Regions from separate parts of the Mus musculus genome. Here region 2 is linked to region 1. A link is a loop called in an ENCODE intact Hi-C map of the cell type or tissue named here. Cell type or tissue: left cerebral cortex. All regions are shown on one strand.

Evidence for each region. Hi-C counts contacts between places; a loop is a spot of excess contacts. Peaks named below come from ENCODE experiments on the same cell type or tissue, not always from the same donor. Only the 100,000 strongest peaks of a DNase experiment are listed, where the experiment ranks them.
Region 2: a loop joins it to region 1, with 2.5 times the contacts of the local background. A loop is called at or near these places in 5 of 42 quality-filtered maps.

The regions. Positions count from the first base shown.
Region 1 is chr2:5,061,102-5,066,101 of GRCm38, forward strand. Optn (optineurin) reads right to left here and starts at 3,016. Exons shown (of 14, transcript NM_001356487.1): 1 at 2,806-3,016. In left cerebral cortex, no CTCF peak of the experiment used is centred here; a DNase peak (open chromatin) is centred at 3,003; H3K4me3 peaks cover 1,581 bases.
Region 2 is chr2:4,915,451-4,920,450 of GRCm38, forward strand. Phyh (phytanoyl-CoA hydroxylase) reads left to right here and starts at 3,546. Exons shown (of 9, transcript NM_010726.2): 1 at 3,546-3,694. The coding sequence starts at 3,620. It overlaps Gm46728 (a long non-coding RNA gene), which reads right to left and starts at 1,006. Exons shown (of 3, transcript XR_001783222.2): 1 at 696-1,006. In left cerebral cortex, CTCF peaks have their summits at 2,247 (motif pointing right), 2,449, 3,551 and 3,761; DNase peaks (open chromatin) are centred at 2,288 and 3,550; H3K4me3 peaks cover 1,751 bases; H3K27ac peaks cover 2,254 bases.

The sequences.
Region 1 (5,000 bases):
AATACAGACGTAACCCAGTTTTGAAGGCAGGAGCATAGGAAGTAAGGCTTCCTTCTTTCCATTCCCCTGTCTCCCAAATCTAAAGGAATCATCAAGTCTGGTCACTTCTTCCTTCAAAGGGGTCCATCCCCCTCCATCCTTAAAGGCTGAAGCTCGGGCTTTTATTTGGCCTATGATTGGCAATGTTCACCTCTCGCCTATTTTGTCTACAGCTCTGTCCCCAGCATTGCGACACACACAAGAAAACAAATTGCCAGGTCCTTGCTGAGTGAGTTTTAGGCATTCCTCGCTCTCCATTTCGAGCCCACTGGTGTAGAGGTTTATGAGAAGAACATATTTGTATTTATTTTCAGGTTCTGGGCTTACTTATCCATACACATCAATGCCACCTCCTATCACAAAGCCACAAATACCACATCAAAGGGCTCACAGTTCCATGCACTCTTCACCTCTGTGCCCTTGCCTCTTCGGTGCCCTCTGTCTGGGCGAGGTCTGGCCCATGGGAGAACTTCAAAGTCCATCTCAGGGACGACATTTTGTGGAGAAGCCATGCTTTTGAGCACCTAAGAACCATTTGTATTTCCAGTGCCTCAGCCCTCCTAGTAATTACTGCCAGTCTTCTACCATCTACTTTCTCTCTGTCTTTTTCTTACTAGAGACTGGCACACAGCAGCCTCTGGGTTAATGTTGAAATGACAAACACAACTTACTGAGGTCTCTTTAAGTTTAACACTCTCTACTTTAAGTAAAACGCTCTCTACTGTGCGAGCACAAACTGCACACATTAGGACTGTTATGAGTTTCCTGCGGTTCTATGACGTTCACATCCTGATTCTTGAAGGCATCGTTTAAAACTTATTTTTAAAATCAGGTTCTGGGCTTACTTAGCCATAGATATCAATGTCAATGTTTTTCTCTACCACGGCAAAGAATCTGGATATATCTATATTCTATTATTTTTTTATCATACACATGCCAAATCAGAAGCAAGAAAAGCTTTAATAAATTTAATTAAGAAAAATAGATTTTGGAAGGCATGTGGAACACACCTTTGATCTCAGCACTTGAGGGGAAGAAGCAAAGTAGATCTCTGTGAGTTCAAGGTCAGCTTGGTCTATGAAATGAGTTTCAGACCAACCAGGCAGACATAGTGAGACCCCTTCTCAAAATCGAAACAAAACAGATTTTACAGGTCAGAGAGATGACTTGGTGGGTAAAGGCTCTTCCTGCCAAACCTGATGTCCATGGATCTCTCAAAGACTGTCCCCTGTGGTCCCCATGAACACCATGACAGGCACGTGCATACAAGCACCAACACCCTCTCACATAAACACACAGAAATAATAAATATAGTAAAATTTAAAGGGCTTAATTTCTTTTCTTTTGGATTTTGATTTTACAGAAAATCCAAAGAATTCATCAACATGCTAAGGCTCTATAACAAAACTACAGGCAAGCAGATTTGGGGATGAGTAAGTACAGTTCATGGCCAGAAAAAGTATGGGCTACTTAAATGCGGGAGCTCGATAATAACCAGGAGGAAAGTCATACCAACTCCTCTCAAGACTGAGGTGAGACTGAGTCTCTCTCTCTCTCTCTCTCTCTCTCTCTCTCTCTCTCTCTCTCTCGCTCGCTCTTTCTCTCCTCCCCCACACAATTTACAGGCCGGTTGTAAAAACTGTAGCTACTTTCATGGTGTTACACACTACATAAAGTACTGCTCAAACCGGCTCACTATAAACAGATCAAATACACACGCGATCCACAGTGGAAACTTCCCTCGTCCAATCAAGTCCAAGGCAGTCTCTGGTAGTGGCCTCTGCTCTGTTCGGATCTACCCCATTATCAGCCTGGGGCGATGGGCGATAGGCTCCTAACTTCGCTCCCTAAGTCAAAAGAGCAAAGTGGCTGCTTTGGGTCAAAGGGCAGCTTTGGATTCAGTTCTGAAAGCGTAAGTGATCCAATACTGCCTGCCTTATGTGATTTTCTTGAGGTTTTCCATAAGATTGGCCGTTTCAACCTTAAATACTTCAGGCATACATTCATTCCTACACAGGAGTCCTGACCCTGCAGGCTAGACCAGGTGCTGGGTTTCATTTCCCTCTGAGGCTTGCTTACTGCCTCCAATTTACACATTGCCCGTGGTAAAAACAACTCCTTCAAATTTCCCAGCTTTTAAAAATTCATTCTTATTATCTCACATTCCCCCCGCCACCCGCCTCCGTCTCTTTCTGTGACCCCCCACTGCCAAGAGTGTATATACATGCATGGATATAGCACTCTCTCCCAGATAGACACAACAGTTAATGTACCCTTCTGTAAGCCTGTTACTTTGGCAAGGGGTCTCTCTATTCTTCACTGTTCCTGGGCGACCTCATTCAAACTACCTTCATTCCTTGCGACAGTACCTTAACCACTTCCTCCTTAAAATGAACTGACTGCTTGCTCAATCACTCTCAACCTGGGACGTCACCTTCAAACCACCTCGATGACTTGAACTGGAAGTCACCTGCGGCCAGCCGAGACTGTTTTACTATCCCGGGGAAAGAGGGGTGTCCTCTGGGGTGGCCGTCACTCCCCACCCCCACCTCCATCCCCGCCGCCCTGTCACACCAGGGCAGGGTCTGCCTGGGCCTCGGAAGCCTTCTCAGGACAGCCGTCCTACAGGAGGGCCGCCCCAGCTTCGTCACCCTTCCCGCGGCAGGCTCCGGAAGACGGCGACAGCGAGAACCGCTGCCAGGATGGAGTCCGCTGGGGAGAGTCGCCGCGCTCAGTCAGCGCCCGCCACCCCCCGGCCCGGCTCACCGGCCACAGGGATCCTCTCCTCTTAGGTCACTGCTTCGTTGGTATTTTGTCCCAAAGCTCTGGATGCCGACGCCCGCCAGGGACCAGCCGGGGGGCGGCGACCGGGCAGCTGGACGGTGACGCGCGGCCTCGCGACCCGCCAGGCGCCGCTCAGCTGACCGCAGCGCCCGCTCCCGCCCTAGCCAAGAAATTTCCCAGACCACGCCCACTCGGTCACGCCCCTGAAAGCCACGCCCAACGCTCCGCCCCTCTGTAGCTCTTCCTGAGCCCCAGGGTCTGTCTCCGCGGTTCGTTAGGGATAGAGCCTCTCTTGGAGGCTTTAATTAAAAACCAAAGAAGAAAAGAAAGACAATGCAAAATGTGTTTGAGCTCTTGTTCTCCCAGATCCATTAACATATAGCTGCATCAGATGGCCCAGGCAGGTGAGATTGATGGATTGATTCGGATTACACTCAGCAGTCTTAACTGTGCCGAGGATGCCTCTACTTAGACTAGAATGCAAAGCTAGAAAATAGTAGAGAAACCTTCTAGTTTGCATTCCCAGCCCCTGGGCATCAGCAAGGTGGCATCACAGGACACAGATGGCATTTGATCGGAAGGGTGAGCTCCAGGCAAAGCGTTACCTTGACAACCAGACCCCAGTGAAAGGTAACTAGGTAGAAACTCTGGCTAGCTCCTGGGTGGCTCAGAAGATAGCATGAGATTAGGTTTTGTGCTCAAGGTCAAAGAGATGTCATAACCAGGGAAGAATTTTGATTACTGATGAAAGGAGAGATAAGGAACACATGGTTGTGACTGCATGTGCACCTGCACACAGGTTGGAAGGAGAGGTCGGGATCCTCACCAACACAGTAAGAGACAGCTCAACTCAGCTCACCTAATTGCATAGACCGGATCACCTGCTGTCCGTTCCAAGACTTGGTCTCAAATGTTAACCCTAAAGCTGGACAGAGAAGGTTTGAAAAGCTGTGTTGGGGAGCGGGGTGGGGGGGATGGGGACTTGTAATTTTTATGATAGTCTCCACAACTAACACAGAAGACTTCTGTGAACCCTTGTCATGCCTCTCGACCACCACCTAGTTGTATTTGCAGGGCATATTGGCCAATGTCCTTTCATTCTACTGAGTTCTGACACCATGTCCCTGAATGTGGTGGCAGGTCCCACAGGTAAGAATGCCACCCTGCAGATCTGTCTGAGCCTTCCAATGCCAACGGGAAGCCCCAGGCTGTTTTTCCCGAGCCTCTGACCCACTAGCCTGCTGTACATTGGGGTTTACAGAATGTCCTTGTTGGGCTTTACTAATTTGCCATGCAGCTCACAGAACTCAAGGAAACAGTTATGTTTAATGGCTTATTATAAAAATGTATTTTTAAAAGATTTATTTATTTATTTATTATATGTAAGTACAATGTAGCATTCTTCAGACACCCCAGAAGAGGGCATCAGATCTCATCACGGATGGTTGTAAACCACCATGTGGTTGCTGGAATTTGAACTCAGGACCTTCGGAAGAGCAGACGGTGCTCTTAACGTCTGAGCCATCTCTCCAGCCCATAAAAATGTATTTTTAACAGGTAGGTATAAACAGCTAGATGGGGAGCTATGTAGGTGTACTGGCTAGTGTTGTGTCAACTTGACACAGCTGGAGTTATCACAGAGAAAGGAGCTTCAGTTGAGGAAATGCCTCCATGAGATGCAATTGTAAGGCATTTTCTCAATTAGTGATCAAGGGGAAAGGCCCCTTGTGGGTGGGACCATCTCAGGGCTGGTAGTCTGGTTCTATAAGAAAGCAGGCTGAGCAAGCCAGGTGAGGCAAGCCAGTAAAGAACGTCCCTCCGTGGCCTCTGCATCAGCTCCTGCTCCCTGACCTGCTTGAGTTCCAGTCCTGACTTCCTTTGGTGATGAACAGCAGCATGGAAGTATAAGCCGAATAAACCCTTTCCTCCCCAACTTGCTTCTTGGTCATGATGTTTGTGCAGGAATAGAAACCCTGACTAAGACAAATTGGTACTGGGAGTGGGGTATTCCTGTGACAACCTGACCATGTTTTGGGGAGGACTGTGGAAGGACTTTGGAACTTTGGGCTTGAAGATCCATCCGTTGTTAAGAGCTCTGTCGGATGTTGTGTAGGAGCTTGGAAGACAACGTTGAGAACACTGCAGAAGATGGAGGTCTGGTTTGTGAAATTTCAGAG
Region 2 (5,000 bases), 150 kb before region 1:
TGAGATCTGAGCAGAGGTAACAAGTCACCCAGATGAACTCAAGAAGCATGAGATCTGAGCAGAGGTAACAAGTCACCCAGATGAACTCAAGAAGCATGAGATCTGAGCAGAGGTAACAAGTCACCCAGATGAACTCAGGATGGAGTAACAGGAGAGATTTCCCCAGGAGCGCTGGGGAGACGAACATAAACCAGCGGGTAGCTGCCCTCACTTTAGGATGAAGAGGATGCCCCAGACTTGGACAGAAAGCTGAGGACAGGTGACTAAGCATGTGGCAGACAGAGAGCAGTTTGAATGGTTAAATAAGTTTTGAGCTAGTCAGGGAATGAGCCAACGATAGTGGCCTAGGCATTTCTTAATAAATAACTAGTCTCAGAGCTTCACTCCTGATCAGAGGCTGGGAGGGAAAATGGATTTATTCTTTATATAAATCTCAGTGGGGAAAGAATCTGGAAAGAGAGCTCAGGATGAGGGGTGAGAGGTGACAGAGTCCTGCCATAAATCCTGGGACTCAAACTCCAGAGAGCAGCGTCAGGGTGCAGATGTGAGTTTATTGTGCATAAGCTTACATACAGTGAGCCAGGCCCTTAAATCCTCAGCCAATTGTGTCTTGCCATACCATCACCATGCCCCAATGAAAGCCCTGCCTAATAAGGTCACTCAAAAGGGGGGGGGGGGGCGGGGAGTGTCATCACCTGTTAGGACTTCTGTGAAGAGGCGGGGCAGCCACCATCTGGCCCGTGTTCCATTTTGCTGTCTCACAGGTGTTCCGGGAGCCATCTTAGATCAAATCCCAAGTACAGCAGATCAGGGCTCTTCGATCCTGTGGCGCTTCTCTCTCCATTCCACTTTTTCCTTCACAAGGTTGACCTCCACATCCCCCACAAAGGAGGGTGGTGATGGTCTTCACCTTTGACCCCAGCACTTGGGAGGCAGAGGCAAGTGGAGCTCTGAGTTCAAGGCCAGCCTGATCTATAGAATGAGTTCCAGGGAACTCTGTTGCAAAGTGAAAAAAAAAAAAAAAAAAAAAAAGCAGAGAGAAAAACAGAGACACAGAGAGACACAGAGAGAGGTCTTTGGACACATAGTCTGGAGTTTAACATTCCAAGATAGGGTTACAAATCTGAGATCTTCTCCTGAAGGCTGAAGTTTAAAGTCTGAGGCTGGAGGAGGTGACTGAGAAAGCTGGTTTTCACAGAACGAAGATGTAAAAGGACTGACTACAGATCTCAGGAGAGGGAAGGTCAGTCAGAAAAGGAGGGAGAGGAAGCCACTGCGGGCCTACTCCACATGGCCGCACGCAGAGGATTGCATGGGATAGAATGCAGTGAGACAGAACCCCTAGATGAGCACATGGTGGCCGCTTGCGAAGAGCAGCTCGTTAGCAGGATGAGCTCAGAAATGACCTGGGCTTTAGAGAAAATCAGGAGAGAGAATCTAGGACTGCAGATATCATCTATCATTCTTTCAGGATTGGCTATGAAATCATTTCCTTTGCTTTATCTGCTTATTATTTTTATTTTTGTTTTATTGTGTGTGATAGCTTACTGTTAGTGTGCTTGCCTCTTATGGGGGATTCTGGGTTCTAAGCTCAGTTACCACAAGACAAACAAACAAACAAACAAAAATACAGGTTAGGAAACGTTACACACAGAGCCAGGAGGAAATTCTATCTTGAGTGCCACAATCTCTCATCCTGTGCTGGTCTTATGTCAGTTTAAGACAGATTAAAGTTAGCTGACAGGAGGGAATCTCAAGGAGAAAACGCCTCAAGAAGGTCCAGATGTTAGGCATTTTCTTAACTAGTGATTGATGGGGAAGGCCCAGGGCATGGTGGGTGGTGCTATCCCTGGGCTGGTGGCCTGGGTTGGTGGTCCTAGGTTCTAGAAGAAAGCAGAGGCTGAACAAGCTATGGAGAACGAGCCCAGTTAAGCAGCACCTGTCATGTTCTCTGCTTCAGCTCCCACCTCCAGGATCTTGCCCTGTTTGAGTTCCTGTCCTGACTTCCTTTAATGAGGAACAGATCAGTAAAAATGTAAGCCGAATGCACCCTTTCCTCTCCAACTTCCTTTTTTGGTCATGGTCATGGCGGCAATAGAAACCCTAAGACAGGCCCCAAAGCCATAATTCTCTCTGTTTTTTAGGGAAACCAGTCATCCTCAGAATGACGGTCTTAATCTTTCAATTCTGCTTGAGGTGACCCAAATTCAGACTAATTTCAGTTTTGTTTTCTTCCTTCTCCCTGCAGTTCCCATTTTGCACCAGGTGAGGGCAGTAAGAACACACCTATTTCCCAAGTGGGGGGTGGGGGGGGAATGCAGTCAGTCCTGCTTTTAAACTGTGGGCTAATTAAGCCGGTCTCTCAGGACATGGTCAGGCTTCCACCAGGTTGCTCAGGCTGGACAGATGAGGTTGGGAGATAAGCAAATGACCAAGCCGGCCCTGGGAGCTTCAGCTAAGCGAATCTCGTCCTAAAGGTCAAGGCACAAAGGGCAAATCTCTGCAACCTGAAAACAGGAAGTAGCCAGCTGGTTACTTGCTTGTCTCTCCTGGACTATGGCACTGTCACCAAATTATCTAATGAAAGCATTTAAGAAACAATAACATGTTTATGGAGTAACTAGAAGCAATCTAGAAGTAACTCTCTTAAGAGACCGAGAGACAAAGAGATTGAGATTATGTGTAGTGGTTGAATTTCAAAGACTTTAGGAAAACAGTTTTGTTTTGTTTTGGGTTTGGTTTGGTTTGGTTTGGTTTGCTTTTTCGAGACAGGGTTTCTCTGTGTAGCCCTGGTGGTCCAGGAACTCACTTTGTAGACCAGGCTGGCCTCGAACTCAGAAATCCCCCTGCCTCCGCCTCCCAAGTGCTGGGATTAAAGAAAACAGTTTTTAGCTACATAAGAAATTTTACATGTTATACTGGCTGGTGAGATACACAGTGGTTAAGGGAGCTTGCTGAACAAACCTGACCATCAGAGTTCGATCCCCAAAACTCAGGTGGTGGAAAGAGACTCAACTTCCCTGAAGATTATTTCTCTGATCTCCACAAACAAGGATGCAAACATACATACATACATACACACACACACACACACACACACACACACACACACCACACCCCATCACCACTACCACCACCACACACAAAAATGTAATGTAAGTTATCCTAGACCGTGTGGATCGCTCTTCTTAAAAACTAACAGCCAAACTTTCTAATATTTTAGGATGAATTCACGCTAAATTTAATGTCTCTTCTGAATAACACAGATGATTTTAATTTTTAGTGGGAGAACTAGTCACATAGATTAGTTGTTCATAGATTAAAACTACCAAGTTAAAAGGGTGGCTCAGATCCCTAACGGCCTCGGGCTGCTCGGCTTGCATCACCCCAGTCGCAAAATTTCGGACCTTGCAGATTAGAACAAAGACACAGCGGCGGGGAGCAAGGACTCCAGACAGCCTAGGCTCGCTCCCTCATCCCCAGCTCCCCAACCCCCAGCCTGGGGGAGGTGGCGCTGTGTCCTGCCCTTGGACAGAACTCCACCCTCTACTAGGAGGCGGGGCCTTGCCGTAAGTTAAGTGTGACCTGGGCGCAGCAGTTTCGTCTGCTGGCCCCCACCATGAATCTTACGCGCGCCGGCGCCCGGCTGCAGGTCCTTCTGGGACACCTCGGCCGACCCTCGGCCCCAACGATTGTATCCTTTGGGCTGTGGAAGGGCTCACAGGCTCGAAGGAGCCTCTCCGCCCTGGTGGTGGCTTCAAGGACATAAGAGAGCCTCTGCGCCGCCATCTCTTCCCTGTCTCCATCCCTAGGGTTCCCGGGTGGAGGCTGCATCCCCAGAGAGCCCTCGTCTTCTGGAAGGGCTCTCTGGTGGGACTTCTCTAGGCAGCATTTTGAGCCTTCAAGAAACCGTGGTTTCTTGCTGGTGTAAAGCGGGAAGCATAAAGCGAAAGGTGACGACGTCATCACAAAGAGGCTTGCCATTTTTTGAGTTGACTTCTGCATCCAGAAACACCAAGGACAGTTGCCCACAGGTGCTTGCCTGTGACCAAGGCCGGCAGAGGCAGGGATTCTCAGAGGTCAGGAGGAGGCGCCAGTCGCCAAAAAGAGAAGGCTCAGGACCCTGTCCAGCAGGTAGCTAGCTGCCCATCTCCACCTGCCCTCTGTCTGTCACCATCCCACTAGCTGTGTAAGCTCCCACTCCAGGGGCCAGGTGTCCCCAGTCTCCTGAGGACTGAACTGGTTCCCGGAAAGCGACTTCAGAAGCGAGTGCCTGGTGATAAATGCTTGTGATCCCCCTGGGAGGTGCAGGTGCAGACTCGAGGGTTGGTTGGTTGGTTGGTTGGTTGGTTGGTTGGTTGGTTGGTTGGTTGGTTTTTCGAGACAGGGTTTCTCTGTATAGCCCTGGCTGTCCTGGAACTCACTTTGTAGACCAGGCTGGCCTCGAACTCAGAAATCCGCCTGCCTCTGCCTCCCAAGTGCTGGGATTAAAGGTTCGTGCCACCACCGTCCGTCCGGCAGACTTGAGGATCTTAATGGCCAGCCATCCTGGCCAAAAGTGACAGACGGTCTAAAAAGCAAAACAAAACACTAAACCAAGGCTTGGAAGCAGTTATGCACACGAACACGTGTGTGTACACACACATCACACACAAACACATACATGCATACACTCAGACTCTTGGGGGATGGGAGGAAGCATCAAACTGTTGGCCCCTCGCCCTAGAAATTGCTAAAAATGAATGGTTTAGGGTTTTCAGTGCCTGCCACCTCCGAGGCTGATCATAATAGTTGTTTATTTGGCCTTCCCTGTTATTCTGCCTGTGGGGCTTTTGGTTTATAAGCAGCGGTGTGCCAGGCTTACCTCAAGCTTAAACTCTACAGGCTAATAATGTAACTTCATTTTACACTGAGAAACTAATGGGGAAAGACCCTGATTAGTGTGTATTGGACTAAAGCAGTGGTTAGACCTGCAGGCCATGTAGGGATGGAATATCACA